Regions from separate parts of the Mus musculus genome. Here region 1 is linked to region 2. A link is a loop called in an ENCODE intact Hi-C map of the cell type or tissue named here. Cell type or tissue: gastrocnemius. All regions are shown on one strand. Each heading gives the region's core, and the rest is flanking DNA. Links, peaks and the distances in the headings are about the cores only.

Region 1 (16,119 bases), core at 4,514-12,513, 57 kb before region 2:
GTGTGTCACTGTGGGTATGGACTGTAAGACCCTTACCCTAGCTGCCTGGAAGTCAGTGTTCTACTAGCAGCCTTCAGACGAAGATGTCAAACCCTCAGCTCCGCCTACAACATGCCTGCCTGGATGCTGCCATGCTCCCACCTTGATGATGACGGACTGAACCTCTGAAACTCTTAAGTCATCCCCAAGTAAATGCTGTCCTTGTAAGAGCTGCCTTGGTCATGGTATCTGTTCACAGCAGTTAAACCCTAACTAAGACAGTGCACAAACCAAGGGAGAAGCGAGGGAGGTATTCAGCTGTGAGCATCTTCAAGTTGATAGTCTAGAAAAATAGATATTCAAAAACAAAGAAGGGGAAAGCAAGCCACAAGAAGTCGACTTGTGAGACAGCAGACAATGGTGCCATGATAACCACAGACAGAGGACTGAAAGCAAAAGTAAATGAACCAGAAAAAGAACTTCAAGTTGGGCACAATACATCAGCACTTGGGAGGTAGAGGCAGGAGGATCAACAGGTCAACATTCTCCTCCTCTACTTGGTAAATTCAAGGCCATCCTGGGTTAAGAACAAATCCAAAACTGGAAGCCATCCAAGGGTGGTAGGGTACTACACCTGTAATCCCAGCACCTGGGAAGCTTAAGAAGAAGAAAAATGATGAGTGTGAGGCCAGCGTGGGCTGCAGAGTGAAACCTTGTCAGGAAAAATAGTAACAGTAACTTCATACCCAGTGTGAGACACTGAAAGCCTTCCCTCAGAGAAGACGAGTAAGGCAGGGGCATCCACCTTGTTACTTCTTGACATAGTACTAGAAGGACTGGCCAAAGCAATGAGGCAAGAAAAATAAGTAAAAAGCACACAGACTGGAAGTCCCTAAGTGGATGACCGAATCTTATATACTATATATCTTATCTTACTTCAAGAAGAGGAAAGACTCGCAATAAAAACCTTAATATACAATACTGCTGAAAAAAAAAGATATAAAGAGGTAGCAAAGTATCTCATTACGTTCATGAATTAGAAGACCTGAGATGTTCATAATGTCTAGAGTAATCTACAGATTCTATGAAATTCCTACCAAAATGTCAATATGGTTTTTTGCAGAACTAGACACAGGGAAAAAAAAAATCCTAACATTCATATGGAATCTCAAGGGATCCTAAATAGTCAAAAAACAATCTTACAAAGGGAAAAGAAAAACAAAGCTGGAGGCCTCACATTTCCTAAAATGTGGCACAAAGCTAAAATAACTAAAACATATAATGAGGATGTAGAAACAGCATGGAAACAGAACAGAATCAGTGATCTGTTCAAGCACATACTCAGTGTCTTCAATAAAGGGCCAAGAACACACAGCGAAAGGACAGTCTCCTTAATAGAGCATTTCAGAGACTAGATAGTAACATGCAGGAGAATGTTCTTCACCTAACACTGTACAAAAAGTAACTCAAAATGTTTGGAGCTAGCTCAGTGGGCAGAGTGCTTACCTAACACACACAAGTCCCTGAGTTCTATCCTTAACACCATAGCTGGGCACGGTGGTGACAGCTGCTATCCCAGCACTGGGTGGGTGGTGAAAGCAGGGGAATCGAAAGCTCAAGAACATCTGTAGCTACACTGTAGGTCAGAGGCCAACCTGGACTACATGAGGTCCTGCCTAAAAAGGGAGGGAGTGAGGGAGGGGGAGAGAGAGAGAGAGAGAGAGAGAGAGAGAGAGAGAGAGACACGGAAATAAGAAAAGAATGAATTATATCAAAGTGAATTAAAGACTTAAAACTACACTTATACAACTTCTCCAAGAAAACATGCATTTATAAGTGATTATTAGAAAACAACAGATTCCTCCAACTCACTGACAACACTACCCACTTAACAATGGCCAAAGGAAAAAATTTAAATGAGCAAAAGGCTTGACTAGACAAGCATGTGTGTGTGTGTGTGTGTGTGTGTGTGTGTGTGTGTGTATGTATACATATACATGTGTGTGTGTGTGTGTGTGTATATATGTGTGTGTGTGTGTGTGTGTGTGTGTGTGTGTGTGTGTGTGTGTGTGTTAACACACACATATATATATATATACACACACACACATTCTCTGGATATATGTATATCCAGAGAATGTCTACAAATGGCCAATAAGCCTTTGAAAAGATGTTCAAAATCACTTATCACAGGGAAATGCAAATCAAACACAATGAGCTATGAGCTCACACCTGTCAGATGGCCACCATCAAAAGCAAATCAGTGAAATGAGGATTTAGAGAGACCGAGCACCAGGACACACAGGGCTCAGTTTCTGTACGTCCCTCTTTGTGTACTGTTGCTAAAACTGAAAAATGGCACAGCTACTGAGAAAAGCAGTACAGATGTTCCTCAAAAATTAAAAAGGAAACTACCACATGATCCAGCAATATCATTACTGGGTAAATATCCAAAAGAACTGAAAACAGGACCTTGAAGACATACTGTACCCCTACATCCATTGTAGCACTGTTAAACAACAGCCAAGAAGAAGAATATTCAGAATAGGCAAACCCATGAAGCAGAAAGTAAGTTGCTAGTTTCCTGGGGACTGGGAAAAGTGAGAACTGAGAGTGATATAAACAAGAACAGGCTTTCTCTGAGGGATGATGGGATAGTGAATGTCCCAACAACTACTGTAACTATACAATTACTAAGTTGTACACTTTAAGATAGTAAATGTGAGCTAAGCATGGTGGTGCAGACCTGTAATCTCAGCATTTACAGGCTAAAACAAGCGGACTGCTGTGTGTGTGTGTGTGTGTGTGTGTGTGTATAGTCTATTATTTCTATAATGTAAGTCCCAGAAATTGAGCTCAGGTTGTCAGACTTGGTGGCAAGTGTCTTTACCATCACAAACATACACACACACACACACACACACACACCTGTATATTTGCTATGCAGGCCAACATGAACTGCACAGCAAATATACAGAGGCCAACCAGAGCTACATGGAAAAATAGTATCTCAAAAAAACAAAAACAGCCAGGCATGGTGGTGCACGCCTTTAATCCCAGCACTTGGGAGGCAGAGGCAGGCGGATTTCTGAGTTCGAGGCCAGCCTGGTCTACAAAGTGAGTTCCAGGACAGCCAGGGCTATACAGAGAAACCCTGTCTCGGGAAAAAAACAAAAAACTGGGTATCATAGCACATGAAGTGTTTTATCAGAATACTTGTAAAACAGAGGCAGGCAAATTTCTTCGAGTTCAAGGACAGCTTGGTCTATTATAACAAGATCTGGGCTAAACAGCAAAATTTTGTTTAAAAAAAGCAACAAAGGTAGGGAGTAGGCAGTGGGGCGGTAGTTCAGTGATTCAGTGGGCAGTGTGTCACACAAGCAGAGAACCAGAGTTCGAATCCCCTGAAATTAACATAAAGCTAGGTGTGGTCCTGTGTCTGTAATCACAGCACCCCTATATCAGAGAGATAGGAGGCAAAGGCACTCACAAGGTAGTTAGCCTAGCATAAGCAGTGAATAAAGAACAAAAAGAGCCTTACTCAAGAAGTGGAGGACAAGAACCCACAGCCAATGCAGTCCTTCACACATACACAGAACACACTCATAAAAGAGGATCAGTTTGGGCTGTGATGATGTCCAGCATGTCAGAAAACAAAAAGAATAGGTTTTATATGGTGAGAATTATACCATAATGGAAAAGAAATAATCGTTTTATGAAACATAAAACCAGAGCAAAGGTGTGGAGCCAGGAAAATGCAGACGGACAAGGGGAGGCTCTTACTGTGGCCACACACATTTCTACCTTCAAATTCCTCCCTGAATCCAAGCTCTTTGTTATTCTAGCCCAGTGGTCCTCACCCTACCTAATGCTGTGACCCTTCAATACAGTTCCTCATGTTGTGGTGACCCCCAACCATATAATTGTTTTGTTGCTACTTTATAACTGTAACTTTGCTGTTATAAATTGTAATGTAAACATCTCATATGCAGGATATCTGATATGTGACCCCAAGTGGGTCACAACCCACAGGCTGCTCTGGTTCATAGCAACAAACAAACCACAAATCCTTTCCAATATAAGGCCATATTGTATTCGCATCTGAATCCCCAGTGTCTAATATGCAGGGTTCATTTGCTCATTTGCTTAACTATTTGTAAAGGAGCCAAGTATGATGTTTTATGCCTATAATACCAGCACAGCACTTGGAGGACTGATGCAGGAGGACCGCCATGAATTCAAGGTCAAACTAGGCCTGCCTGGGCTACTTGGCTACAGAGCTTTTTTTTAAGTGGTAAGCATTCACCAGGTATCAGTCACTTTACTCAAACTAGACAGCAGTGAACTGACCATGCGGGCACAGAACGCACATTCCAGAGGCTGAACCAGATCCCTATCACTACTGCCTTAACAGAGAAGCACAGAATGCTGAGAGAATTCCAGCTCACTCTGAAAGGGTGGGGCACTACCTAAGGAAGTGACCAGAGGATGAACAAGACAGGCTCTTTCTAAAGTGAAGGCCTGACCAAGGGGGAAGCAGGAAGAGTCTTGGCAATGAAGAGGAACAGAGAAAAGGCCAAAACAGTCACACTGAAGCACAGCTCAAATGTCCACCAACTGATGAAGGTGTGAACAAAACACCGTACGTCCATGAAAGAATGGGAAGAGTGGAACTGAAGGAAGGGATTTTTTTTTAAAAAGAATGCTTGTTGCTCTTACTTCTTGCTAGGAACCCAAATTTAGCTCCCAGTCCCATGTCAGGTGGCTCATAATTGGTAACACCAAAGCCAGGGTTAATCTGATGCCCTCTGCTGGACTAAAGTACATGCATGTATAAATACAGGTGGGTGCGCGCGCACACACACACACACACACACACACCCCAATAAAACTAAAATAAATCTTTTTTTTAAAAAATGTTAAGGCAGTGGTGGCACACACCTTTAATCCCAGCACTTGAGAGGCAAAGGCATGAGGATTTCTGAGTTCGAGGCCAGCCTGGTCTACAGAGTGAGTTCCAGGACAGCCAGGGCTACACAGAGAAACCCTGTCTCGAAAAACCAAAAAAAAAAAAAAAAAAAAAAAAAGGAAACAAGAGAAACCTGCAAGGTGACAGATGTCGGATACAAAAGCTGGACACGGGATCGTTCCATTCACAATGGACAGACTAGTGCTTGCCTAGAGCTGTGGGGGAAGATACTATGAATGCTACTTGAGTGAGATTTTCGTTTTGGAAGGGAGTACCCAAAACATTCTAAAATTGGTTATGGTGATGGTTATACAAAACCAGCCATACTAAAAACCACCAAAATGCAAGGTTAAATAGGCAAATTGCATGGAATGTGAATTTTCTGCCAACAACCCTGCTATTTTTAAACACATCATTTCTTTAAACCACATTGCTATTGCATTTACTGACCATGGTATTTAGGAGTATAAAGTCATGGTGGCTCTCAGCATGAAAGGCCTTATTCCCTCAAAAGTGCACAGTCTCAGCAAGGCACAGATAGAGGTGAGAGCCTATGAGTCCCTAGAGAGGTGCACATAGGACAATGGGAGTGCAGGGTCATCCTGAACAACTGAGTAAATCTGAGATCAGACTGGGCTACATAAATTGTTTCAAACCATCTCCTCTCCCTCCAAAAAGAAGGGATTTATAAATACGATGAAAAGCAATTTAGCCATTGTGGTAAATTAAAACTACTTAATTTTCAGGCTGGAGAAACAGCTTAGCAGTTAAGAGCGCTGGCTGCTCTCCCAGAGGGCCTAGATTTGACTGCCAGCACCCACTTGGTGGTTCACAATCACCTATAACTCCAGTTCCAGAAGATCTGACCCTCTTCAGCTCTGCAGGGACACATACAGTATGCATACAGACATACAGGAAAAACACCCATACATATAAAATAAAATTTTAAAACTTTAAGGTTTCTTTTTTTTAACCTACTTACTTTAGAACAACATAGGTAGATGCAGTGGGAAAGAACATGGACCAGTCTGGGCTAAGGACAGATGAGAACGCTAGAGAGATGAGTTTAGCCATTAACAGAAGAGACCAAGGAACAGATGTTTATGGGGTTCAAGATGACTCTCTGGTTAAGAGCCCTTGCTACTCCTCGAGGAGACCCCAGTCCCCTCCCATCTGTGACTCCAGGTTTGGTGGAGCTGCTTCTGGCGTCCTCTGGCACTGCACGAATGTGGTGCACAAGCGTGCGTGCAGGCAGAATGCTCATGCACATAAAATAAATAATTCTTTTGAAAAGTTTTTAGCAACTTTGAAAAAGAACAGGTTTTATGTAGGTACTGTAACTACCACATGAGCAACAATCATGGCAAGAAAACATAAAAAAAGGAAAACTGCAGAAATGTGAGGCCAGAAGAGCAGAAGGGAGCTGTGAGGCCCAGAGGAAACACCACTGAGCTGAGACGCTGTGGTCTCTCTCTCTCTTTGCTCCCAAAGCACAGTTGACAACAAACCAAAGCAGATTCTGCTGGAAAGCACGGACATCCCCAACGTGAACTTGGCACGTGGCTGGCCACTGGTTTACTGGTTTTAGTCGGACAGCCCAGATGAGCCTTTAATACTCAAGGAGAAGAGTTGGCAACAGTGAGGGCCAGCAAGCCTAATGAGCCATGGATCTCATGGGAGAACGAGACTGTCTCAAAACATGCTAAGGCAGAACTCTGTGTAACTAATGAGACATAGTTTTTAAAAAGTAATATCCGAGCCAGGCAGCGGGGGCACGCCTTTAATCCCAGCACTCAGGAGGCAGAGGCAGGCAGATCTCTGTGAATTGTAGGCCAACCTGGTCTACACAGCAAATTCCAGGGCTACACAGAGAAATCTTGTCTCAGAAAAAATAATAATAACTGACCAACGTCTTCAATTATTTACCATCAAGTAATCCAAGTATAATGTTTTCAAAAAGAGGAGGAGGGTGAGAAGGAAAGAGGAAGGAAAAAGAAGGCCTTTAAAACTAACAACAACAACAAAAAAAAATCTACAAAATTAATACCCAGGCAAAATATTTGGTAAATAACAATGGACTGGCTAACCATCTGAAGTCTCAGAAAAACTGAAAGTAAATTCTGTCAGTGTGACTAACATCAGGAATGTGTATATGGCAGTAAATCCAGATGCCAAATACGAAAGCTACTTTTCAGAAAGCAGGTTTCAATGTAATGCATTTCAGGGCCCAGACTACCCAGAGTAAAACTCCCAGGCAACAGCAGCCGGTGTAGGGAAAGCAACCAGTGGACACAAAGAAACACTAAAGAGATCTTAAAGCACCTGAGACAACTGGGTGGGAGCCGAGATGGTCTGAGATTATTAGGTTTCAAAGTAACTCCAACCCTACTTTCAACCATCACATCCCTTATGTAGAAAATAATAATAAGAGTAGTAATAATAATAGTTCTGAAAAAGAGGATTTAGTCTTTAAGAAGACAGTTTAAAAAAAAAAACTGGGAGAAGTTAAATGGTTTAAGTTCAAATTCTGCTTACAGGCCAGCAAACGGGCTCGGTGAATAAAGGTGCTTGCCACCAAGCCCGAAAACTGAGCTCAATCACCAGAGCCCACAGTGGAAGAAGAGCACGTCTACACGTTGACCTCTAACCTCCACAAGCACACGTACCCTCTTCCTCTTCATACAGACAATAAACACATAAAAACGTAACTTTAAAAGTTGATCTAATCTATTTGCCCTTTATTGACTAAGCTACTTAGTCAGGCTCACCATGGGATCCGCCAAGCTGTATGAACCGGAACAGCTCCTACTCCCATGCATAAGGAACAGCAATCCTGCTCCTCTTACCACTCCTCACACTACTGGGTTTTTTCCTCCCCAACACAAACTTCAAGACAAGATGCTGATCTTTGCTGATCTGAGCCTACTACATGGAAACCCTGCGGCTTTCCTTGGATGGGGTCAGCTTCCGCTCCAGGTGGCCAGGCACACTGTCCTATCACAGCCTCACTGGCCGCGTGACAAGGCTCTGCTCCAATTCTGTTGTCTGCTGGGGAATGTTTCCTCCCCAGTTCTAGGACTTCGAAGTATCAGACTATGAGAGTGTCTTAAAACGCAAATCTAAAAATATACTCCAGCAAGGGGACACAGTCCTGTATCAGAGCACAGAATTCCAGAATATGAGGCCGGCAGACCATGCCCCGGCCACTGACTCAGCCCACGCTAATCCTGGTGCTGGAAAACAAAGCAATTTCCAGACTTCTGAGAATTCCGTGGTATGTCTCATAACATTAATAACACAAATAATTCTCCTTACTGCCTACAAGTTCTGTTTATTTTTATTTTAGAAATAGGGTCTTATGTAGCCCAGGCTGGCCTTGAAATTACTCTGTTAGCTGAGGGTGCCCTTGAATTCCTAATCCTCATATATTTACCTCACAAATGAGAGAATTATAGACATTTACAGCTACTCCCAGGTGCTAGCTATAATTTTTAAGATTATGCTTGGGCATGGTCATGCATACCCTTAATGCCAGCACTCTAAGAGGCAGAGGCAGGTCACTGTGAGTCTTGGACCAGCCTGGTCTATGTAGCAAGTTCTAGGACAGACAGGGCAATGTAGAGGGACTTTGTCTCAAAAAAACAAAAAACAAAAAAACCCATAAGGTATAGAGGGTTGGTTCAAACGTACCTTAGGGTATGCAACCTCAACCTGATGCTGCATCCCTTTAATACAGTTAGTTCCACACACTACAGTGACCCACACACACACACACCATGAAATTCTCTTGTTGCTACTTTATAACTGTAATTTTGCTACTCTTATGAACCGTGATGTAAATATTTAAGATACAGGATACCTGTTATGGGACCTCAAAGGGATCAAGACCCAAGGGTTGAAAAACCACTGCTTTAGGGTGTGTCTGTTACACCACTCCCAGAGAGGATTAACTTAGAAGAAATAGCCCATCCAGATGCGGGTGGCACCATTCCACTGGCTTTAGAATTAGGCTTAGCAAAAAGGGGAAAAGAGAGAAAATGAGCTGAGCTCTAGCAGTCATCCTTCCCTCTAATCTGCTTCCTGGTCTGCACAGATGCAAGCGAGCAGCTTCATACACCTCTGCTGCCACAGCTGCGAGCCCCTCCTACTGCTAAGCTGTAAGTCATGATGAACCATACCACAATAAACCAGGAGCCAAAGTATCTCCCCCCTTAAGTTGCTTCTTGTCAGGCATTTGCACACAGTAACAGGACAGGAGCTAGTGCTCACCTTAGGATAAGTCCACCATGCAGTTTGCTGGGTGATATCGACCCAGTAACAATAATTATCCCTTTACTATCCTGTTTGACTCCAGCACACTCACTCTCTAACAACCACTGTCCACACTGAGGAACCCTACTTTCTAGGATAGGTAAAGCATCCTGAGAGAAGACAGACACAGAGTAACACAGGCACATTTTTAATTTCAAAAAAAGGAACCAAGCTGGAGGAATCAGACAGAAAGAGAAGGCAGAGCAGAAGCCTCAGCCTCCTCTCTCCCTATCTCCTGAGGCCTCAGCGCCCAGCTTCTTGTTTGTTTGTTTGTTTGTTTTTGTTTTTCAAGATAGGGTTTCCCTGTGTTGCCCTGGCTGTTCTGAAATCCAGAGATCTACCTACCTCTCTCCGCCTCCCAGAGTTCTGGCACTAAAGTCATACACCACCGTGTCTGGCTTCATACCTGGCTTCTTAATGTGCTCACCAACACACCAACAAGGGCTGCCCTGGCCCCACTTGATGCACAAAACCAAAAAAAAAAAAAAAAAAAGCTGTGGGTAAAAGGGTTAGCAGCATACCTTTTCCAAAATGAACTTGTTTAAATATGGCATGTAGCCCTGATTGGAGACAGGCCCCTCATCGTCATCCCTAAAGTGCTCCTCAAGGGCAACCGGGTCATGTGGAACCTTCAGCACCGTGCACAGGTTATGGGAAAGGACCTAAGAGGAGGGAAAAACAACACTGTAAAGACACCCGCTTACCACCACGTAACACCTTACCCACGTGAACAACAAGCTGCCCCTGCTCTAAGTAAAAAATGAGAAGAATCTACCAAACATGGGGTATGGCTCAAGTCTTTTCATTCCTTTTTCCAAGATCTGTTTCACCTGCTCACCATGAGTCAGACCCCATGAAGGTCTGAGAACAAATACTTCTTGACGGTTCTTATTAAGTAGTCCACATTATGGAGGAAAGGGGAGCAGGCACAATAGAATGCATTTAAAATTAAACTCTTCCCCTCGTCAACCTGCTTGGCCATGAGAATTTGTTTACAGAAACTAACAAATGCTGTAAAGCGTTTTGGAGAAGGTATCTGACCTAGACAAGACACAGCTGCCCTGGACTCAACATTTCCCATGTATTAGAAAGAACCATATTAACATAGCCTTTGGGAAGCTCCAGCAGAAGACTGTGAGTCTGGAGTCAAACGGGGCAACGAGTTTCAGGCCAGACTGGCATATCCCTAGTCTCAAAACCAAAAAGGATAAATATTCACAGACACAGAAGAAAAAGACGGCTAGCTAGAGATGCACCTCAGTGGCAGAGTGCCTGCCTCGTGTGCGGAGGCCCTGGGCTACATCCTCAGCAAAAGGGGTCGGGGGACCAGAGCGGAAGGGAGGAGACCTGTTATGCCAGAGCACACACACAGGACTACTGCTGTGGCACAGTAACCTAAGTGCACACTTAAGCACTCATGAGAGACTCAGCAAACTCACCTGTCTCAAGCTTTAAGTTACATGGAAACTAGAGCAACTTCCATTTCGTTTGAATACTGAACAGATCAAGTAAGGTTAAGGCTGTGCTAACTAACTACTCTTTGCCACATTCGCTGGACATAGCTGCGAACTCTAGTCCTTTAGTCCCAGAGGCAGGTGGATCTGAGTTCAAGGTCAGCCAGGGCTATACAGAGAAACCCTGGTGGGGACGGAGGGCGCCACATTCATCTACATAAGCACCTTCAATTTCATTAAGGAAGTCAACTTCTGCATACACCTATTTCAGTTAGGTCTTTTTAAGATTAAAAGTTTTAATCTATAAAAAGAACATTTGCATATCTCCTTTCTATACTGGTTTTGTTTCTCAAAGCTTCATCTGTGTGGAGATCCTTTGTGCACGCTCTATCAATTTTAAGGAAGTCAATTACTAATCGTCGCGGGTGCAGCAGTGCAGACGTTTACCAGCCCTACCAAGCAGGCTGAGCGGCTGTGTTCCTCAGACCCTGTATTATTATACACCAGTGGAGCCTCTGAGAGGAACACAGTAGAGATGTCATGAAGCCTTGCACACCACAGTCAGCAAAATCCTAAATATATTATTTCTTCTATCTATCCCAAAGAGATTTGTAAGGATTGATTTCAAGACCATAAAATGCTTAAAATGACAAAGAAAAATTCCTATATCAGGTTCAAAGACCATCCAAACATAAAAATCACTCGGGACTTTACCAAGTAAAAATCCCCAACCAGTGGTTAAATTATGGTATGTCTATAAAATGTCAAAATCATGATGAAGCTCACTGTGTACTGACAAGAAAATAACTCCACGATAAACTACGTTTTTTTAAGGGTATATAATATTCAAGTGTCACAAGATAAATGAAAAGAGAGAAAAAAATAAGGAATTCCAAAGGAATACACAGGAAACTATTAACAGTGAGGGAAAGGACTAGGTTGGTGGAAGGCCAGGGATAGAAAACAGGACTCATAGCAGCTCCTTAAAAAAAAAAAAAAAAAAAAAAAAAAAAGTTCTTTGCTTTTGTTGTCTAGGTTATTGTCTCCTGTTCTTGGATTTGAAGCCAGGGCTTGACACATGGCTAAGCAAGCACTCTACCTCTGAACTACACCCTACTCTGCACCTCTCATTTTGCTTAAGAAGAAAAGAAAAGAAAAGAAAAGAAAAGAAAAGAAAAGAAAAGAAAAGAAAAGAAAAGAAAAGAAAAGAAGAGAAAAGGAAAGAAAGGAAAGGAAAAAGGAAAAAGGAAAAGGAAAGAAAAGAAAAAAGAAAAAGAAAAAGAAAAAGAAAAAGAAAAAGAAAAAGAAAAAGAAAAAGAAAAAGAAAAAGAAAAGGAAAAGGAAAAGGAAAAGGAAAAGGAAAAAGGAAAGAAAAAAGGTCATGGCCTGCGAGATGGCTCAGAGAGCTTGCTGTTCACACATGAGCAAATCCTAACACCCAGGATCTAAGGCAACTGTGGGCACATGAGCTTGTAATACCTGCCCCGTGGACAGCAGGGACGGCAGCGGCTTGTAATCCCAGTGCTCTGGAGGAAGGTTAGGAGGGGAGCGTCAGGATAGACTAGCTGGAATTGGTTCTGGATTCAGAGTACAGAGCAGTTAAGGAAGATACCTAGCATTAATTCTGAGCCACCAAAACATATGCAGCCATGTGTACACAAACCACACACACACACACACCTTAGGATACGTGGGTGGGGGATCTGGGATACAGCTCAGTTGGCGGAATACTTTGCTGACATGCACAAGGCCCTCTGTTTGATGCCCATCATGGCATACACTATGCACAGTGGCACATGCTTATAATCCCAGCACTTAGATGTGGAGACAGGACAATCAGTTCACGTCATCCACAGCCAACTTCTGAGTTCAAAGCCAGCCTGGGATATCTGAGACTTGAGACCCCCACCTTCTCAAAAAAAAAAGGATAAATAAAGGTGACAAGGTAAATAGAAAACATAAAATACGATGTGAAAATAGCTGATTAAAGCAAAGCTCTGCACTTGGAGAAGCAGCTCAGAAGTTAAGAGTACTCACTGCTCTTGCAGACCTGGGTTAGATTCCCAACACCCACTCGGTGGTTCACAATCATCTCTAACTCCAGTTCCAAGGGATCTGATGCCCTCTCTGGCCTCCTTTGGCACCAAGCACACATATGCTACACAGACGTGTATGTAGGTAAGTCATTCACACACAAAATAAAATGAATAAACCTAATAATTTTTTCTTAAATATTTTTAAAACTAAGATTAAATTTTAAAAAATTAAGCGAAGCCCTCAGAAAACGCATGCCTGCTCTATTCCCTGCATCTGAGTTTCACAGATTCTCCACTGAAAGTCCTGCCTTAGGCCCTGAACACCATCCTTCTCATCTTATAAATAGAAAGAAAGTACTAGCTCAAAGAGTTTGGAGTTTTCTCGACTAACGCTAACACACAGAACTGAGACCAGAACTCGGGTTTCATAATCTCTTGTCTAGCACTGTCTAGTAATAAACTCAATTTTTCAGTTCTCTGAAAAGAATGCTGTTCCTGGATGTTTCTCCCATAGAACCCCTCCCACACTCAGGAGTTCCTATTTTCCCTAATAAATCTGTCTGCCCTACTTTCAAAAAAAAAAAAAAAAGAGGAAAGAAAAAGAAAAAGAAAAAAGGGCTGTTTGTATGTGGAGATGCATGGTTTGGCCCAACGACCCTGAAGATTGGTGAGAACGTCTAGAGTTCTCTTTGAACAGCTGAACAGCAAGGATGGCTGTGTTTACCTCCCAGTACCATGGGGGGTTTTCTTTCTTTCTTTTTTTCCTTTTTCTCCCCTCCCGCTCACTCCAGCCCCACTTTCTCTGGCCCCACTCACTCTGGCCCATAGGTTTGGGTTTTTTTGTTTGTTTCTCATTAAGGATGGTTGTGAGCCACCATGTGGTTGCTGGGATTTGAACTCATGACCTCCGGAAGAGCAGTCAGTGCTCTTAACCACTGAGCCATCTCACCAGTCCCCCCCATGGGAGTTTTCTTAACAACCTTTCCATACTCACTCACGCTATAGTAACAGTGCTGTGGAGGAGACCCGGGTCTCAGGACCCACAATATAAAATGAGGAGATGGGCTCAGTCTAAACTTTGGAAGAAAAAAACCACAATGATTGTTAACCCAAACTCATTTCATGAGTTAATTCTACAAAAAAAAAAAAAAAAAAGCTATAATTTAGATCAATGGGTCAGCTTTGTTATTGTTTCTTTTTTTTTAATTATATAATAAGGCTGAGAAAACACAGTATTCAGAAAGATTAACAACAAAACAATACAAAGTAAATGAAAAACTTTCTAAAGGGATATTATCTCTAAAACTTTCATCAACAATTTTTTAAAGACCTAGACAACATCTCCTTCTTTGATTTAAAAAAGTATAAAGAAATCAAAATTCAGGCTTAGGAAGTTCCTCTGTCAATAAACTGGCTTGCTTCTCAAGACCTGAGCTCCATAGCCAGCCCCATGCAAGTGTCATGATGCCACTTGTAACCTCAGCACTGGGGGGCAGACAGGCAGAAATCCCTCAGGCCAGTTAGCCTGCTAGTCGGGCCTAATCTGTGAGCGCTAGGACAATGAGGGACCCTGCCTCAAAAGAGGTAAACAATATTCCTGACAACGATGCCTGAGGTTCTCCTTTGGCCTTCGCATCCACAGACACACACGCACATGCACATGCACACACACATACACGCTTTATTTAAAAAAAAAAAAAGGAAAAATTCTGATGTCCAAAATACAAGCTGGTAAAAAGATTGGAAAATTAACCCAGTGGTGACACTCACCTTTAATCACAGAACTCAGAAGGCAGAGACAGGTGTATCTCTGTGAGTTCCAGGCAGCCTGGTCTACAGAATGAGTTCCAAGACAGCCAGGGATACACAGAGAAACCCTGTCTTGGTTAAAAAAAAAAAATTGGGGGGTGGGGGGGGATTGGGCCTTTTAGAGTAGATTCACACCATCCACTTTAGATACTGCAAGGAAAGTAGCTACTTTTACAGATGAAGATGTTGAATATGAAGATTAGAAGATGTGCCCCAAATCAATCTTGCATGTCAGGAACTGGGATTAGAACCCAAACTGCTCACTCTGGATTCTTTCCTTGGTATGCCTCCTCCTCTCTGCTGGCAGACTGCCTTGCCTATGAAATGGTAACTCCAAAGACATGTGTGCATGCTGTGCCTAGGCTGCAGGGGTGGGTAGTGACCCAGCAAGATGACTGGGACTAACCCTGTGGTGAAGAACTCCTGCAAGCCCAGAACCATTCCCTGTGTGGAAACCTCCTCCTACCAGCACAGGCCTGTGAGGAAACCACGCCCAGAGGCATTAGCCCTTTCTCCACAAGGAAAAGCACAAAAACAGATCAAACAAAAGCAATCAGAAGCAAAAAAGACTACAAGTCCCTAATTTGTAAAAGGATTGCCATGAGCTGTTCCTATTAGAGTCTTTACAAGTTGCTTGGAAAAGCTGAATTTATCCCACTTCAAATGCTTGCTCCTCCAAAGCCCATTCTTTTAGCACCCACACCATTGCTAAGCAACTTTGCTCCCAGTCCCCTAGTAGGAAGAATAAATCATTGTTACACAAGAAAATATCCACATCCATGCCAGAAACTCATCTCTCTAAGCCCTGCTGCTGGCCCTGTATAGAGAGCCTCTGCTCTGAGGCACTGATTCCGTGTGTGAGTGGCTGCTGTGCAGGGCTTGCAGCTATCCTTTTAAGCATTTTCCCAGCTAACACACACACACAGAGAGAGAGAGAGAGAGAGAGAGAGAGAGAGAACGAACTACTCAAAGTTTACCCTCCTCCCTCCCAAAGATGTAGAGATTCTAAAGGGTTCTTTGAAATTACCCGGAGTCACACACAGCTTCCCTTTACAGGATGTGCGTAATGGGCAAGATTCAGCACTGAGAAAAAGGGGTGGGGATCTCTATTCCAAACACTTGTCTGAGTTGGCACAATTATAGAACTGTAATTCATAATGAGTGATCTTTTTTAAACCATGAAAATTCCTGTCTGATTTATAAAGTTTCAAGCTAATGGCAAGTTACCAGAAATTCCTCCTAACAAAGAGTCAAAATGACCAACTTCCTACCTCAACTATGCCCTGCCCTAAAGGCATTGTCTACTAAAAGTTCTGCCCCCTTTCCACATGGAGTCATGTTCCCTTTCTGCCCTGCTTATCCCTGCTGTGTCTTACCTGATTCTTTCAAATTATCTTCATTCTATTAGCCTCAACACACACACACACACACACACACACACACACACACACACACACAAAAGCTCACTTCAGTTCAAGTACAATCAATCACCATCCTAGATGCTTTTACCATTTTACCAGATAAATGTTCAGGTGCTACTCATATTGTCTGAAGGTCACCA
Region 2 (16,119 bases), core at 4,268-12,267:
AGTGGTGGTAACATGGGCCTTTAGTCCCAGCATTTCAGATCTAGCCAGATGGATCTCTGTGAGTACAAGGCCAGTCTGCCAGCCTGATCTACGGAGTGAATTCCAGGACACCTAGGGCTGTTACACAGAGAATCTCTGTCCAAACAAACTGCTCCAAGAATCTTGACCCAACACTGGTTATGTCATGCTAAACTGAGTTTCCCTTCTTGAGTCTCAGTCCATTGCTCTGCTGGCAGAGAACAGGCAGAGAGCGTTCTCTATGTAGACCTATGTACCCCGGGCTAACTTGAAACTCACTTATATAGATCCTGCTAGCCTTGAGATAATGGCAATCCTCCTGCCTCTGCCTCCCAAGTACTGGAATAACAGATGCCCACCTTTACATGTTCAAATGGAGATTTATTTGAAAAACATAAAGAACAGACCACTGCATGGGTCATTTTACACATTAAGATAGGCAATAATACCCCAGCAGTGGTGGCACATGCCTTAAATCCCAACATTTGGGAGGTAAAGGTTGGCAAATCTCAGTGAGTTCAAGATCACCCTGGTCTACAGAGCTAGTTCCAGAACAGCCAAGACGACACAAAGAAACCCTGACTAGAAAAAAACAAGCAAGCAAACAAAAGGTCGGCAATAGTAACTTTTGCCAACATAAACACCTGGATCTATTAACAACAATTACACAGGTAATTCAATTACAAGCAAATTATGTTCATATAGAAATAGATCAAAACTTGAAATGCAGGCCAGGCATAGTGACAAATGCCTTTAATCCCAACACTAGAGAGGCAGGTAGATTTCTGTGAGTTCAAAGCCAGCCTACATAGGGAGTTCTAGGACAGCCAGGGCTACATAATAAGACCCTATCTCAATAAAATATTTTTTAAATAAAATACCTAATGTGATAAGTTATTTCTCCGATGGTGAAATGAGCCAATTCAAGTCAGACTAGACCATATCAAATGAAGATTTATTAGAAAGCTGCTCTTGGGCGAGTTCTCTGGCCCCAAGGAAAGAGGACAGGGAAGTCACCATGGGGAGAGGCTGGGGAGGGGGAAGAGAAAGAGAGAAAGGGTGCACAAGCAGAGAGAGAAAAGGAGAAGAAGGGGAAGAGGAGAGAGCAAAATGTCTGGATTATATAGGGAAGAGTCTCTGGGGGAAGGGCAGCCCAGCCCTGGGCTGGAGAGTTCACCCTTGGGGGCAGGGTATGGTGGGTAGGGACTGAAGGAAGCTGGGAGAAGCTGGAGGCTAGCTCTGCTTTGGTATATAAGATATACCTCAGTCCCTAATTCTGGGGTCTGAAACTAAACATAATGCATATCTCTAAAGCTGGTAAGTATCTGGCACTCATATGAAACACTGCGAAAGACACCCAAGTCTGTAGACAAGGTGGATATGAAAACACAGGTGGGTCACCACCATCTATGTAGCTACCCAAAGTCTTTCACAAACAGATATACAAAAAGGACATGTTGCATTTACTGAGGAAGTGTCAATGTTTTTGAGCATATGCACACAATGCTCACAAGCAAATGCAGCGTTTCGAGAACACACCTTCTCTGAGTCAAAAAATGCAGTATGTTAGAACACTCTCAAGTCTCTACCCGACATGTGTAGAAAATAGTGGAAAAATAACTTTATCTTTCCATAACATAGCAAATTATAATAATAATGCCACAGAATGCTCTCTCTCTCTGATGCTCTGGATATCACTATTTCTCTGAAACTCAACCTGTTCCTCCGAGTCCTGCCACGCAGGCCCTAACTCAAAGAGCATGGCTGTCTCTTCTTCATCTCCCTCTTCAGCACTCAGCTTTCTATCCCTTTTACATAACTATGTATATATGTTTATACACACACACATACAAATTCCTCATTTTGTGAGCATGTGTATATGACTATCAGAAGACAACGTCCGTAGTCCTTTTTTTTCCTTTTTCTTTCTTTCTTTTCTTTCTCTTTCTTTCCTTCTTTCTTCCTTCCTTCCTTCCTTCCTTCCTTCCTTTCTTTCTTTCTTCCTTTCTTTCTTTTTTAAGTCTTTGGATGTTTGTCTGCATGTGTGTCTAAGCTTGGTGACCTTAGAGGCCAGAAGATCCCCAAAGACTAGAATTACGGAATTGGAGACTGAAGGGCCATATGGGTGCTATGAATTGAACCCAGCTGCTCTGGAAGAGCAGGCGGTGCTGTGAACTGAGCCACCATCTCTCCAGCCCCCAGCAGGCAGTTCTTGCCTTCCACCTTGTGGAGTCCGGGTCTCTTGCTGTTTTTGCTGAAGAACAGGGTTCCAGGATGGTTGGCCTGTAGCTTCCAGCTAATTCTCTGGTCATCTTGCCATAGGAATTCTGGGATTATCGATCTATGCCACTGCATCTGGCTTTTTTACCTGGGTTCTGGGACAGGAGCTCAGGTCAGTAAACTTGCCTGACAAGCAGCTTTGTCCTGCTGAGGCATCTCGCCAGCCTTACATAACCTTTTGTAATTGTTGGTCCATAGGATTTCATCATTCTGCATATTAATCATTCATTTGAGATTTTCAGACTGGGCAGTGGTGGCGCATGCCTTTAGTCCCAGCACTTGGGAGGTAGAGGTAGGCAGATTTCTGAGTTCAAGGCCAGCCTGGTCTACAGAGTGAGTTCCAGGACAGCCAGGGCTACACAGAGAAGCCCTGTCTCGAAATAAACACACACACACACACACAATATTTATCTTTGGGATTTTCAACATCAGAGAAATCCTCACAGATACACAATACAATCAATTAATTATTCCCATTTACAATGACAGAAATGAAACTTTCACTCAATTTTCAAATTCAGCTTGAAGTATTCTGTTCACAGAAGGAAGAGCTAGGATTAGAACCCACGTCTGATCCTCCACAAGCCAGGGCTCATCTGAAGACTGTGGTGCAGAGCCCCTGTGTCTTCCAGTAGGATGCATCACTCAGAGAGATTGCAAGGGCTCCAAGAAGCCAGTAATGAGATGGAGCACCCCGGGGAAATGCTAGCTGGGCAGAACCTTCCAGAAATGAGTGTGGAATGAGGCTGAGATGGCAGGGAACAGGAAATACCTTTAAAACAAGACCCAGAGCTGCCAAGAGTCAGACCTGAGCCGCTGCACTGCCCAGCTCAGATTTTCCTCTGGTGGCCCAGGGCCTGCTCACAAGGGTTTGGATCACTCTCGTTCCCCTCCCCCGTCTCTGTTGTACAAGAGCTGAAGCATTGCTTCTGTATACTCTGCAGTTTAATTAGATGCTTGTGTCCTTTCTCAGGAGACCAGGAATCATGGAACTTTCCTCCACTTGAAAGAAAGAGGAAGGAAGGAAGGAAGGAAGGAAGGAAGGAAGGAAGGAAGGAAGGAAAGAAGGATGAGAAGAGAAGATAGAGAGAAAAAGCCAGTTAATGGCAGCTCTCACCTTTAATCCCAGCACTTGAAGGCAGAGGCAGACAGATCTCTTTGAGTTTGAGGCCAGCAGATATACAGATGGAGTTCTAGAATAGCCAAGGCTACAAAGGAACCCCATTTCAAACACACACACACAAACACACACACACACACCAAAAACAAAACAAAACAAAACAAAAAGGGGGTAAGGAAGATGGCTTATCAGGTAAAGGCACTTGCCGCCAAACCTGACAACCTGACTTCAGTTCCTGGGATCCACATGGTAGAGAGTGAGAATTGATTTCTCACAGACTGTCCTCTGACGTCTACACATGTACTGTGGTATTCCCATGTTCACATACATACTTACATATGTACATACATAGGTAAGGAAATGAAATAGAAAGATGATACAATTTTTTAAAGTATTATTTAAAGCCAATCATGGTGGCATATACCTTAATGCCAGAACTTGGGAGGCACAGTCAGGAAGACATCTGATTTTAAGGCTATCCTGATCTACATAGTGAGGCCCAAGCCCACAGAAGCTACACGGTGAGATTCTATTTTAAACACAACAAAACAAAACATACATTTTAAAAAAGCTATATAAATATAAGCGATACTAACAGACTCAACAGATTATATTTATGTATTTGTGCATATGCATATTATAATAATAATTAAAGAAAAAGAGATCATGAGTTTGAGAGGGTAAAGGAAAGAATGGAGGGAAGAAAGTCAAGGGGAAACAATGTAATTATATTTCAATTTAAAAATAAAATGAGCCGGGCATGGTGGCCCCAGCACTCGGGAGGCAGAGGCAGGCGGATTTCTGAGTTCGAGGCCAGCCTGGTCTACAAAGTGAGTTCCAGGACAGCCAGGGCTATACAGAGAAACCCTGTCTCAAAAAACAAAAACATAAATAAATGAAATAAAATAAAATAAAGTCAGGCATGGTGGCCTATGCCTTTAGTCTCAGCTCTCCAGAGACAGAGGCAGGCAGATCTCTCTTAGTTCAAATCCAACTTGGACTACATAATGAGTTCCAGGCCAGCCAGGGCTACATAGCAAGACCCTATCTCAAACAAACAAACAAACAAACAAACAAACAAACCATGAAGCTAGCCTGGACTATAGAGTAAGTTCCACGACAGCCAGGGCTACATAGAGAAACCTTGTCTCAGAAAAAAAAAAAAAATGTTAAAAATAAATTTAAAAATAAAAGACAGAGCATAAGCCAGCATGCCCCCACCAGAAGATGGGTGTCAGAGACAGAATCACAAGATCTGGTGGGCGAGCTGGTTTGGTGGCTACAACAGCCAACAAGAGACACTGTCTCAAACAAAATGGAACCAACACCTGGGATTATCCGCAGACTCTGCATTCAGGTCAAGGTATAAGAGCCTGTCCTCCCTCCCTCTCTCTCTCTCTCCCTCTCTCTCTCTCTCTCTCTCTCTCTCTCACACACACACACACACACACACACACACACACACACGTTAGAAAGCACTGACCCACATGCCCATGCATAAAAGGAAAGGTAACTTGAAACCTAGTAGATTAGCATATTATAAATCTAATCACATGACTTGCCTTCCTCCCTCCCTGCCCCCTCTCTCTTTTTTTTCAGACCTGGAATCCCAGACCTATAATATAACTTGCTAAGACTGGGCAAGAGCATTACCACAGAGCCACCCACCCATAGCCTTTCTATTTAACACCTGAAAAGAATAAGCAAAAAAAAAAAAAAGTTTCCATAAAGCAAAATTAACCAAAAGTCGTCTGTCCCAGGCCCACTTTGGGATAGGGGCTTCAGGGGGACTATTTTAAAATGATCTGAAAAAAAAAAAAAAGATCTGAGCTTTTTATTATCATCAGAGAACTTAATTCTTAAAGGCCAGTGATTCCAGTTATTGCAGCCTTCATGATGTTCAGTTAGAGACTAGGGACAACAGAAACAAGGCTGAGCCAGACATGGTGACACACACCTCTTATCCCAGGCACTGGGAAGGCTAAGGCAAGAGGATTGTACATTTGAGATCAACCTGAGCTACACAGCAAGGTCCTTTCTTAAAAAACAAAACAGCAGAAACCCAAGGCTTGAAGAGTTTCATGAAGACAGATCTGATTCCCTTTAGCTCAAAACTTTCTGGAAAGTTGATCTCTAACAGGAGGGGAAGCCACAGGCCTGTGCTGCCTGTGAGTAATGAAGGAAATTATGTCATTCAGGCTGTGCCTTACAGGGGCAGGAAGAGGGAAATAACCCAAAGAGCAAATAAACAAACAACCAGAAAGTCTTTTCAGGCTGTAAAGGGCTATAGCCTACTCTGGTACCAAGCGGACAGCATCTTGAATTGTTAATTTACCCCACCCACCACCGGACGGGAGGGTGGGGGAGCCAGAGCGACCTTTTATCTAGCTCTCCTAGGAAACATTAAAGTTCAACCACGCTTTCTGAGACTTTGGCCTTCCGATTAACAGTACTCTAGGGAAAGGCTTTGAATTTTAGATTCGTTGAGTTACTTCATAATCATTTATTAAGCACCTTCTCTTTTCTAAGGGCTGAGTTAGAAGTAGTGGGAACATCCAAAAGATGACTTGGTATAGAACTGGCTCTTCAGCTGCTTGAGTTGATGTAGGGACACAAGACGCAGAACTACATGGCTCTGTAGAGGAGGGCCAAGTTCTGGGGCTGGAGTTGCTGTCGGTTAAGAAAAGGCTATGGCTTCCTAACCAAGAGAATGGTATCTCCCTCTGTATGGAGACTTACCTGAACTGCCATCAGTTTAGTCAGGTCAAGCTCCTGGCCAAGGAGCCACGCCTCACTCATAAAGGCAGGCTCACCTTAAACCACCTTAAAGAATGGGAGGAATAATTAGCCCACCCAGGAGATAACACTCTCTTCCATCTCAGAACTCTCACTGCTAACCTTTTCTTTCCCAGAATTCCCACTCTTCTCTTTTCTTTCCCAGAACCCTCACTGCTAACCTTTTCTTTCCCAGAATTCCCACTCTTCTCTTTTCTTTCCCAGAATCCTCACTGCTAACCTTTTCTTTCCCAGAATTCCCACTCTTCTCTTTTCTTTCCCAGAATCCTCACTCCTCCCTTTTCTTCCCCAGAATCCCCATTCCTTACTTAGCACAGTAGTTACAGACCCGCAGTTATGCTTTCTGAAACAGCATAGCCTTTCCTTTTTGTCTTCCTGTCCCTTTTCTAGGCAGAGTTTCTGTGACACTTGAGACACTTGTTGTCTTTCTCTGAAGCTCCCCTCCCACCATGCGGCTGCTTGTGTGACATGGGTCTGACCTCCATGGCAGCTTAACTCAGCTGCCGGTATGTACAGCTGCCCGGCCCAGAGGTTTTCTTTAACCTCTTTGAGGTTCTCTTTGAGTTAGTCCTTAAATATTTTACTAAGGATAACGAGATTAAGAACTCCAAGAAGGAACCCAATGTCCCCGGTATCACAGGAAGATGACACATGAACGATATGACTCTACATAAGAGGAAAAAGGTGCTGAGGTGAGGGGCTGGAAAGATGGCTCAGTGCTTACGAGCACTTGTACTTGTAGAAGACCTAGGTTTGATTCCCAGCTCCCACAAAGCAGCTCACAACTGTCTATAACTCCAGCTCCAGGAAACCAATGCCCTCTTCGGACCTCCACAGGTACCAGGCACATAGATAGTGCACAGACATACATGCATGTGAACACTCATATGCATAAAATGAATAAATATGAAAAAATTAAAACAAAAAAATACCACATAAAGGAATTGATTTGAAGGAAATCCCAGAGTTCAGGTCTTAGCCAGTCCTAGGGCAGCCTGGAGTACATAAAAACCTGTCTCAAAAAAATCAATTAATTAATTAATTGGAAAAAAGGAAAAATTGCTAAGTACACCAAGACTTATAAAACAAAATAACATCATTTATATTTGAATGATCGTGTGTGTGTGTTGCACCTGTGTTCCTTTGCGGGGAGCACAAACACACACAGGTGTACATATGTGTTCATGTGTGGGAAGGTTAGTGTTCTTTCTTAAACCACTCCCCCTTATTTAATGAGTGGGGGTCTTCACTGAGCCTGGACTTCACCAGTTCAGCTAGGCTGGTCGGCCAACGAGTTCTAGGGATCTCTCTCTCTCTCTCTGCCACCACCCATCCTTTTATGTGCTTTGCTGAGGGATCCCACATGAGGTCCTTGTACCTACACATTTCCAGGTAAGCCATCTCCCCCAACCCCATGAGTGGCAGTGCCTGAAGTCAGTCTTCTTGACTAGTCTTGGCTCTCAACTCTTGGGCAGCAGGCCTCTGGGCTGATTCTTTTCACTACATCCATCCCTTTCTTTTTTGTTTTTGTTTGTTCAGGTCTCTAAGGATGGAGTGTGGCCTTATACGATGCTGTCAGAGCCAGTGAAACCCTGTCTCGAAAACAAAACAAAAACAAAACTATCCATCCCTTTCTGGAAAATGTACTGAACTCTCATTGAAGAAACTCCACCTGAGACCAGACAGGAAGAAAATCAAGGAAAAGTCAGGGAGGCGAAGAGGCCCTTCATCTAGGGAACTGGTTTCTTTCCTCTGGCAGAGTCTGGATATTTCAACACCACTGACAAAGGCCTACAACTTCCTAGAGACACCTATAATAGAGAGGTCAAAGAGAATTAATAAGCTGTGATTACTTAGGCCCAAAAGGATCTAGAAACTGAGTTTTTATCTTTTTTTCTCATTCCTAAATCTAAATGGCACCTGCCTCACAACTTTGTTTATCAAAAGAAATTCTTAACCTTTTAAATCTTGATGTAAGTTATTGCGGCCACAGGTCACAATACAGCCACCATGAAGATGTCTACAGCTTTAAGAAGCCGAGACCACACCTGGATATTTATCATCTTTCTTGAGTGCCTCTTTCTTATTTCTTTCTTTTTTCCTTCTTCCTTTTTTTTTTTTATGCTTAAAATCTATACCATAAGGTCTTTATTTAAAAATAGTTGCCAAGCAATGGTGACACATGCTTAATCCCAGCACTTGGGAGGCAGAGGTAGACAGTTCTCTGAGTTTGAAGTCAGCCTGGTCTACAGAGTGAGTGCCAGAACAGCCAGGGCTACACAGAGAAACCCTGTCTTGAGGAGGAAAAAAATAAAAACAAGAAGAAAGAACTAGTCAAGAGGATTTCTGACAAAGAAAATCAGAGATGAGGAACAGGGCCCACCAAACAGAAGACACTAATCAGAGTCTACACTGATTAGAACGTGAAATGCGGATACAGAATGAGCAGGGAAATAAAACTTTATCCACAGTGCATGGGTGGGCATGCACACAATTAAAAAACAGTCATAAAATAGAGTCTAGAAGAAATTCAAATACATACAGGAATTTTATATGTGCTAAGGTAGCATTTCAAAATGATTGCTAAAAAATTATATGATGCTGCCAAGGTAGCTCAGCAGATAAAGGTACCTGCTGCTGCCAAACCTACTGATCCACATAGCAGAGCACGATAAATAAATACATAAATAAAATGTAAAAGCTTTTTAAAAAAATAAATGCTTATTTATGCTGGGGAACAGAAAGATTCCAGACGCAGAGGCAGGTGGGTCTCTGTTTGAGGACAACCTGGTCTATAGAGTTAGTTTTAGGACAGCCAGGACTACACAAAGAAAGCCTGTCTCAGAAAACAGAACAAAACTACTATTCCTAAGTTGAAGGTGTAGTGAAAGAAACGTACAGTCTAGACATGCAGTTTTCTCTTTGACAAGAGCGTGGCCAAGGGGCAGAGAAAATGTAAGAGCAAACCCCGAGACCCAGCTCCTTCACGAGCTTTGAGCTGCACCTTGGGGTTTCAGCAGGACAAGGGGATGAGATTCGGCTAAGTGACAAAGCAGACAGAGTGGTGGATGGGGTGTAGCTCAGTGGTGGAGCTCTTCCATACCATAAAACACATAAATAAAAATTGAAATAGCGCTGGGCAGTGGTGGCGCACGCCTTTAATCCCAGCCCTTGAGAGGCAGAGGCAGGCAGATTTCTGAGTTCGAGGCCAGCCTGGTCTACAGGATGAGTTCCAGGACAGCCAGGGCTACACAGAGAAACCCTGTCTCGAAAAAAAAAAAAATTGAAATAGCTAGGCACGGTAGAATACACCATAATCTCAGAACTGGAGGGATGAAGGGCATAGTGTCAGAGGTGGAAAGTCCTCCTCAGCTAGAGTGAGGTCAGGGCTAGCCTAGGCAACATGAAACCCTATTCAAAAGAAGCAAAAAGTCAATAAATTAAGAAAAATTAAAAATAATAGCAGGGAAGTCAGATGTGTCAAAAGCCAAGGACGAGTCAAGTAAGGTGAGGAGGAAGACCAGTTGGGACCCTTGGATTGGCAGCAGGTGATCAGGGACCCGGCCTGTGGTGGTTTCAACCGTAGGTGGAGGAAAGAAGCCAGGTGTGAGGGGTTGACCTCAGTACAAGGAAGTAAGCTTAGGACTCTAAAAAAAACCCTTGCATAGACACCTAGCCATGACATTTAAAATACAAAGACTGTTTTAAAAAAGACATTACCAATTGTGACAAATCCCCGGGAACCAGAAATAGATAGAAGCCTAGGGGGGTTGGTAGAGCTGAAGTCTCAAGCTTCAGGTCTCTAAGGATGGAGTGTGGTCACTAGTGAGAGCACATGGAAGGTGAAGACGGGGATCAGAATTTCAAGGTCAGCTCTGCACTGACAGCATCGTATAAGGCCAGCCTACTCTACATGAAACCATCTTGAGAAAGAGAGATCGATAGACAGGCTAGAGAGATGAGATGGTTGTGTGGTAAAGAGTGCTTCCTGCTCTTCCAGAGCAAGAGAATCTAGCACCCACATCAGTAGACTCACAACTGCCTGTAACTCCAGCTGCAGGGGATCCAGCACCCCCTTATGGCTTCCTCAAGTACCCACCCACACATACATACATACACATGAATAAAGAAATGGGAGGGGGCTGGATAGGCGGCTTGATGTCAAGAGTATGTACAACTCCTTAAGAGGTCTGGAGTTCCATTCCCAGCACCCACATCAGGGTGCTTGCAGCTCCTGGCCTATATATAACTCCAGTTCCATGGATCTGATGTTCTTTTCTGTATTCCACATGCACTTACACTTACATGTACACACACACACACACACACACACACACGCATCTGTTTAAAAACAAGTAAAAAATTAATGAAATAAAATAATAATAAGTATTTTTAAATATGGGGATAAATGGCCACCAGGCTGTAGACTGTGGCTCTCTCAGCACTAAAGAGGTGAGATTCAACAGAATAGTTGAGCTGTCTGCTGCTCCCATGACTCGATCCACGATCTGGCATATCCGTGATGTGGAGCCAAGACTCCAGGTTAAGGCCAGAGGGCCCCCAAACAACGTGGACCAAAATCTGACAACACAGATAGGTCCTTAGCAGTGAGAAAGATTTGACCTTCACATCAGATCAGAAATTTTCTCAAGTTTCCTTGGGAAGTTTGTAAAAGTGTATGAAAAGCTTTAAATTGACTGATGTTACAGACATTCAGAAATGAATGTACACTTTCCATTTCAAAATGAAATTATTAAGCAAAAATAAGCAGAAATGAAACAAGATGAGGAAGAACCCGTTAGAAATCCTTGAAGTAGAAAAACAGCCTAGCTGAATGAAACTCAGCTTACCAGGAAGATACTCCAGACTGAACACAGTGAACAGGTTCTCCAGTGAAAACTGCTGGCGCTGGGTTCTAGCAGTCAATGAAAAGCTGGCCTGGGATGACTACTCAGTGGGTAAAGGGCTTACCTGCAAGCATGAAGGTCTGAGGTTGGATCCCTAGCACCCATGAAAATGGCGACAAAACACATGTTTATAAACAAAGTGTTAGAAAAAAGAGGATCCCTAGGGCTTGGTGGCCGACTAGTCTTGCTGAACAGGGTGATAAGAGGCCTTCTCTCAAAAAGAAGGTGGAGGGCTTAGGAAGATGGCTCAGCAGGTAAAGGTGCTTGCCCGGAAAGCCTGACCACCTGAGGCCAAGTCTTCGTGTAAAAGGCTGGATGTGGTGGTGTGTATCCGTAATCCCAGCACTCAGAGAGAAAAGGAAGCAGAGACAGGAGAATCAGGCAGAAGAGTGTGGACCACCTCTCCTGGAGTACACTCAAGCAGAAACAAGTGAGTCCCTCACCCCAGACGGTGGTGGCGCACCCCTTTAATCCTAGCACTTGGGAGGCAGAGGCAGGCAGATTTCTGAGTTCGAGACCAGCCTGGTCTACAAAGTGAGTTCCAGGACAGCCAGGGCTACAGAGAAACCCTGTCTCAAAAACAACAACAACAGCAAAAAAAAAAAAAAAAAAAAAAAAAAAAAAAAAGTTGTCCTCTGATCTCCACTCAAATATACAAGATAGTTTACCTACATTTATACTCAGCACAAAAGGTAATTTAAATTTGTTTGTTTGTTTTTCAAGACAGAGTAGCCCTCGCAGAAATTTACTCTGTAGATTTCTGCCTCCTAAGTGTTGGGATTAAAGGTATATGCCATAACCACCTAGCCAAAAGGAGTTTTTGTAAAGTGGTGGGCAGGTAAGATGGCTCAGCAGATCAGGGAGCTGCCTCCAAAGTTGATCACTGTATCCTGAGAACCCACAAAGCAGCAGAAAATGACTCTTACGGGTTGTCCTCTGACTTTTATATTTGTGCTGTGGCACACAGATACACACATACAAATTAATTAATGTAAAAAATATTTTAAGGCAGATAGCCACAGAGGAAGATAGCTGGCATTAATCTCTGGTCTTCACACACAACACACATGTACATATGAACAAGTACATACACAAATACCACACGCATACACACAAAGTATCAAAATCATTTAATTTGAGTGGAATGGAGGGTGGGTCTGGAAAGAATTAGGAGAGTAGTGGGGGAGTAAATATGATAAAAATACATTGCATGCATGTATGAAATTATCAATAAACTAATAATAATGCTATTTTTAATTAAATATAGGACCTCACTATACAGTCCTGGATAGCTAGAAACTCATTTATTGACCAGGCTGTCCTGGAACTCACAGAGCTCCTCCTGACTCTGCCTCCCAAGTGCAGGGATTAAAGACATAAGCCACTATGCCTGACCAAATACATATAATATGTAATTATATGTGTATATATAAAATTTTAATTCTAGGGCTAGGGAGGTGGCTCAGGGTAAAGGGTAGTTGCTACATATTATGAGGCCAAAACAACTGTAACTCCATCCCCAAGGGCTCCAGGGCCTCCTCCTGCCACCTTGAGCACACAAGAGTGCACAGTCACACACACAGGCACTCCAAGCAGACACACACACATACAAATAAATAGATATAAAAACAATCTTGGGCTGGTGAAATGTCACCAAACTTGACAACCCAAATTTAATCCCTAGTACCCACCTTCACATACAAGCCTTGAAGAATGAATACACATGCATAGGGCGCGTGGACACACACATACACACACATACTCGAGAATTGATTAATTAAATTAATAAAATTTATTTTTATATTTGGTTGGTTGGTAGCTTTTTAAAGGCAGGGTTTCTCTGTGTAGCCCTGGCTGTCCTGGAACTCACTTTGTAGATCAGACTGGCCACTTACTCACAGAGGATCCACATGCCTCTACCTCTTGTGTGCTGGAATTAAAGGTGTGCTCTACCACTGGCAACATTTTTTTAGGTATACTTATTCAGTTTTGTATGTGTGAGTGTTCTGCCCACATGTATGGCTATGCACCATGTGTCCCTGGTGCCTGCAGCAATCAGAGGAGGACATAGGATCTCTGGAACTGGAGTCACAGAGGGTTGAGAGCCACCATATCCATCCTGGGTCGTCTACAAGAGCAGAATGCACTCCTAACTGCTGAGCCCTCTCTCCAGCACCTTAATTTAAAGTTTTAACTCAGCTGGCTCAGTGGCACAACAACCCTTACTCAGCTTTTCAAGGCTGGAGTTCAATCCTCAGCACCACAAAAGCAAATTAAAATGTGTGGCTCCCAAGTTCCAGCAAAAGGAAGGAGGTACAGACCCACAGCAGCGCAGCGTCTGAGGCAAGCCTTCCACATTCCTCACAACGTATACTTTCCCTTTGGAAAGAGACTAAGGCAACTGGGGACTCAGGTGAGTTAAGAAGCAGAAGACAGAACGGTGGGGCAAATTCAGATAAGAGAAACCACATAAGAGAAACAGTCAGTCAGTAAAAGCGTGGAGAAGTGTGAAGAGCCAGGTATTGTGGGGGATTGTGGGGGTGAATTTAGAAGAAACGGTAAAAAGAGCAATATTTGGGAGAAAAAAAGCATTTTCCCCTCCTAGCCTTAAAGAACCATAGAGACCTTTTTATCCTCAGGCTAGTGGGATTCCTCCTGCTCTACAGAGCTAGGGGGCTCCAGCTATTTTAGTTCGTAAACATAATAGGCTCATGCCTGTCATAGCACGTGTGGGTAGAGACAGGAAGATTTGGAGGTCAATCTCAGCCTTGGTGATGTAGAGTTCTAGGCCAGTGTGGATTGCGAGAAACGTTCTCAAAACAAACAAACAACAAAACCAAACAGACAAATAACAACAACTAACCTCTGCTCAGAATCTTCCCGTTCTTTTCACCCCAGGCTGAAGCCAGAGCTGGCCCTCACTTTCCCTGGTTTACCGCCTAGCCCTTTCCCCTCCCCCTCTAGCTCCAGGCCGACTGGCCTTACTGAACTCCTTTCCCAGATCTCCCCGTATGAAAACCAGACAGGTTTGCTTTACCCTTGAAGTTTTTGTCTGGAAGTTCTTCCCCAGGTGTCCACACGACCATCTTACCCCTCCCTTCTCCGCTCAAGGGCATCTGTTGGTGCGCATGCTCAGACCTCACCCTCACTATCTAGCTCTCTCTGCTGTTGTCAGCATGAACCTCAATTCCCCACGTACATCATATTTTAATTATTAGGGGTGGGGGTTCTTTATTTCGTTTTGGACTTAGGTCTCAGGTAGCCAAGGCTAGCCTTGAAGTCCTGCCTCCATCTCTGAGTCACTACACCTGACTCTTCCTTATGCATTCCACTAACTGCTGCATAGCTCTTGTCACTAGCTGTTCTTGTCATATTTAAAACTGGGGTGGAGGGGGGCCGTGGTGGTGTGGTACCTTGTAGTTCCGGTGGATGTTCAAGGTCATAGGGAGCTCAAGGTTAGATCTGGATGTATTAAACTATGTTTAAAAACAAAAAATGCCAGGCAGTGTTGGCATACTCCTTTAAGCTAGGGACTAGGGAGGCAGAGGGTGGTGCATCTCTAAGTTTGAGGCCAGCCTGTTCTACAGAGTGAGTTCCAGGACAGCCAGGGCTACACAGAAGGAAAAAAAAAAAAAAAAAAGTAGGGAGGCCAGAGAGATGGCTCAGCAGTTAAGAGTACTGGCTGCTTGTCAGAGAACTGGGGGTCAGTTCCCTACACCCACACCAAGGCCCTCTGCCCTCTTCTGCCCTCCAAGGCACTACAAGCTTGTGGTACACTTAATACACACAAGCAAAACACTCAAACACATAAAAAATAAAAATAAAAAATAAGAGGAAGGGGTGTGGAGCTAAGAAGAAGGCCTAGCTGTTAGGAGCACTTGTGCTCCCAGGGGACCTGCATCAGTTCCCAGCATGCACACATCAGGTGACTCATGAGTGCCTGGAACTCCAGCTCCAGGAAGTCTGACCCACTCTTGTGCACAGACATGCATGAAGCTAAAAATAAAACTTAAAAAAAGAAAGGAAGAAAGAAAGAAAGAGAGAGAGAGAGAGAGAAAGGAAGGAAGGAAGGAAGGAAGGAAGAAGAAAAAGGAAGGAAGAAAGAAAGAAAGAAAGAAAGAAAGAAAGAAAGAAAGACAAGACAAGAGGTTTGTTTTGTTTGTTTGATTTTGGTTTTTTGAGACATGATTTCTCTGTGTAGCCCTGGCTGTCCTGGCACTCACGAGACCAGGCTGGCCTCGAACTCAGAAATCTGCCTATCTCTGCCTCCCAAGTGCTGGGATTAAAAGCATGTGCCACCACTGCCCGGTGTTTTGTTTTGTTTTGTTTTGTTTTGTTTTGTTTTGTTTTGTTTTAAACAATAAGAGTTTTTGTCCACAAACTTCTTTTAAGGAGAGACCAAAGGACACTATTTAGTCTGACTCCCAACTCTAGCCCTCCTGCCTCTGTCTCCTCATCATTAAGGGATAGGCACTTACTACTAGATCCTAAGGCAATGGTTCTCAACCTTCCTACTGCTTTGACCCTTTAACACGATTCCTCATGTCATGGTGACCCCCCCAACCATAAATTATTTCCTGTTGCTACTTCATAACTGTAATTTTGCTACTGTTATGAACTGTGATATAAATATTTGTGGTTTTCGATGGTTCTAGGCGACCCTAAAGGGGTAGAGAACCACTGCCCTAGGGGCTTGTTTTATATACCAACTTGTCGTGAGAGTCACTCAGCAGCCCAGGCTAGCCTTGAACTTCCAACCCTCGATTTGCAGGGGCATGCCTTTGTTGGTGTTTGACACAGTGTCTTAGTCTACCTAGGCTGACCTAGAACTCAGAGATTTTCCAGCCTCAACCTCCCAAATGCTGGGATTCTAGGAGTGAGCCACCAAGCTCTGCTGCACGCTTTACTTAGAAGAGAAATGAAGACATAGAAACACAGCAAGTGGATACCGAGCTGTGAATGGGAGCAGAAATGGAATGCTGTCAGGGAGAGCGTTTA

What was found. Hi-C counts contacts between places; a loop is a spot of excess contacts. Peaks named below come from ENCODE experiments on the same cell type or tissue, not always from the same donor. Only the 100,000 strongest peaks of a DNase experiment are listed, where the experiment ranks them.
Region 1: a loop joins it to region 2, with 2.0 times the contacts of the local background. A loop is called at or near these places in 2 of 42 quality-filtered maps.

Annotation. Positions count from the first base shown.
Region 1 is chr7:110,237,186-110,253,304 of GRCm38, reverse strand. Swap70 (SWA-70 protein) reads right to left here. Exons shown (of 12, transcript NM_009302.3): 2 at 9,781-9,921. Among named protein-coding and RNA genes, the nearest start is that of Swap70, 24 kb to the right of the region's middle. In gastrocnemius, for the core only: no CTCF peak of the experiment used is centred there; DNase peaks (open chromatin) are centred at 6,555 and 7,933; H3K27ac peaks cover 2,664 bases.
Region 2 is chr7:110,179,734-110,195,852 of GRCm38, reverse strand. No RefSeq gene overlaps it. Among named protein-coding and RNA genes, the nearest start is that of Swap70, 34 kb to the left of the region's middle. In gastrocnemius, for the core only: no CTCF peak of the experiment used is centred there; no DNase peak of the experiment used is centred there; H3K27ac peaks cover 1,342 bases.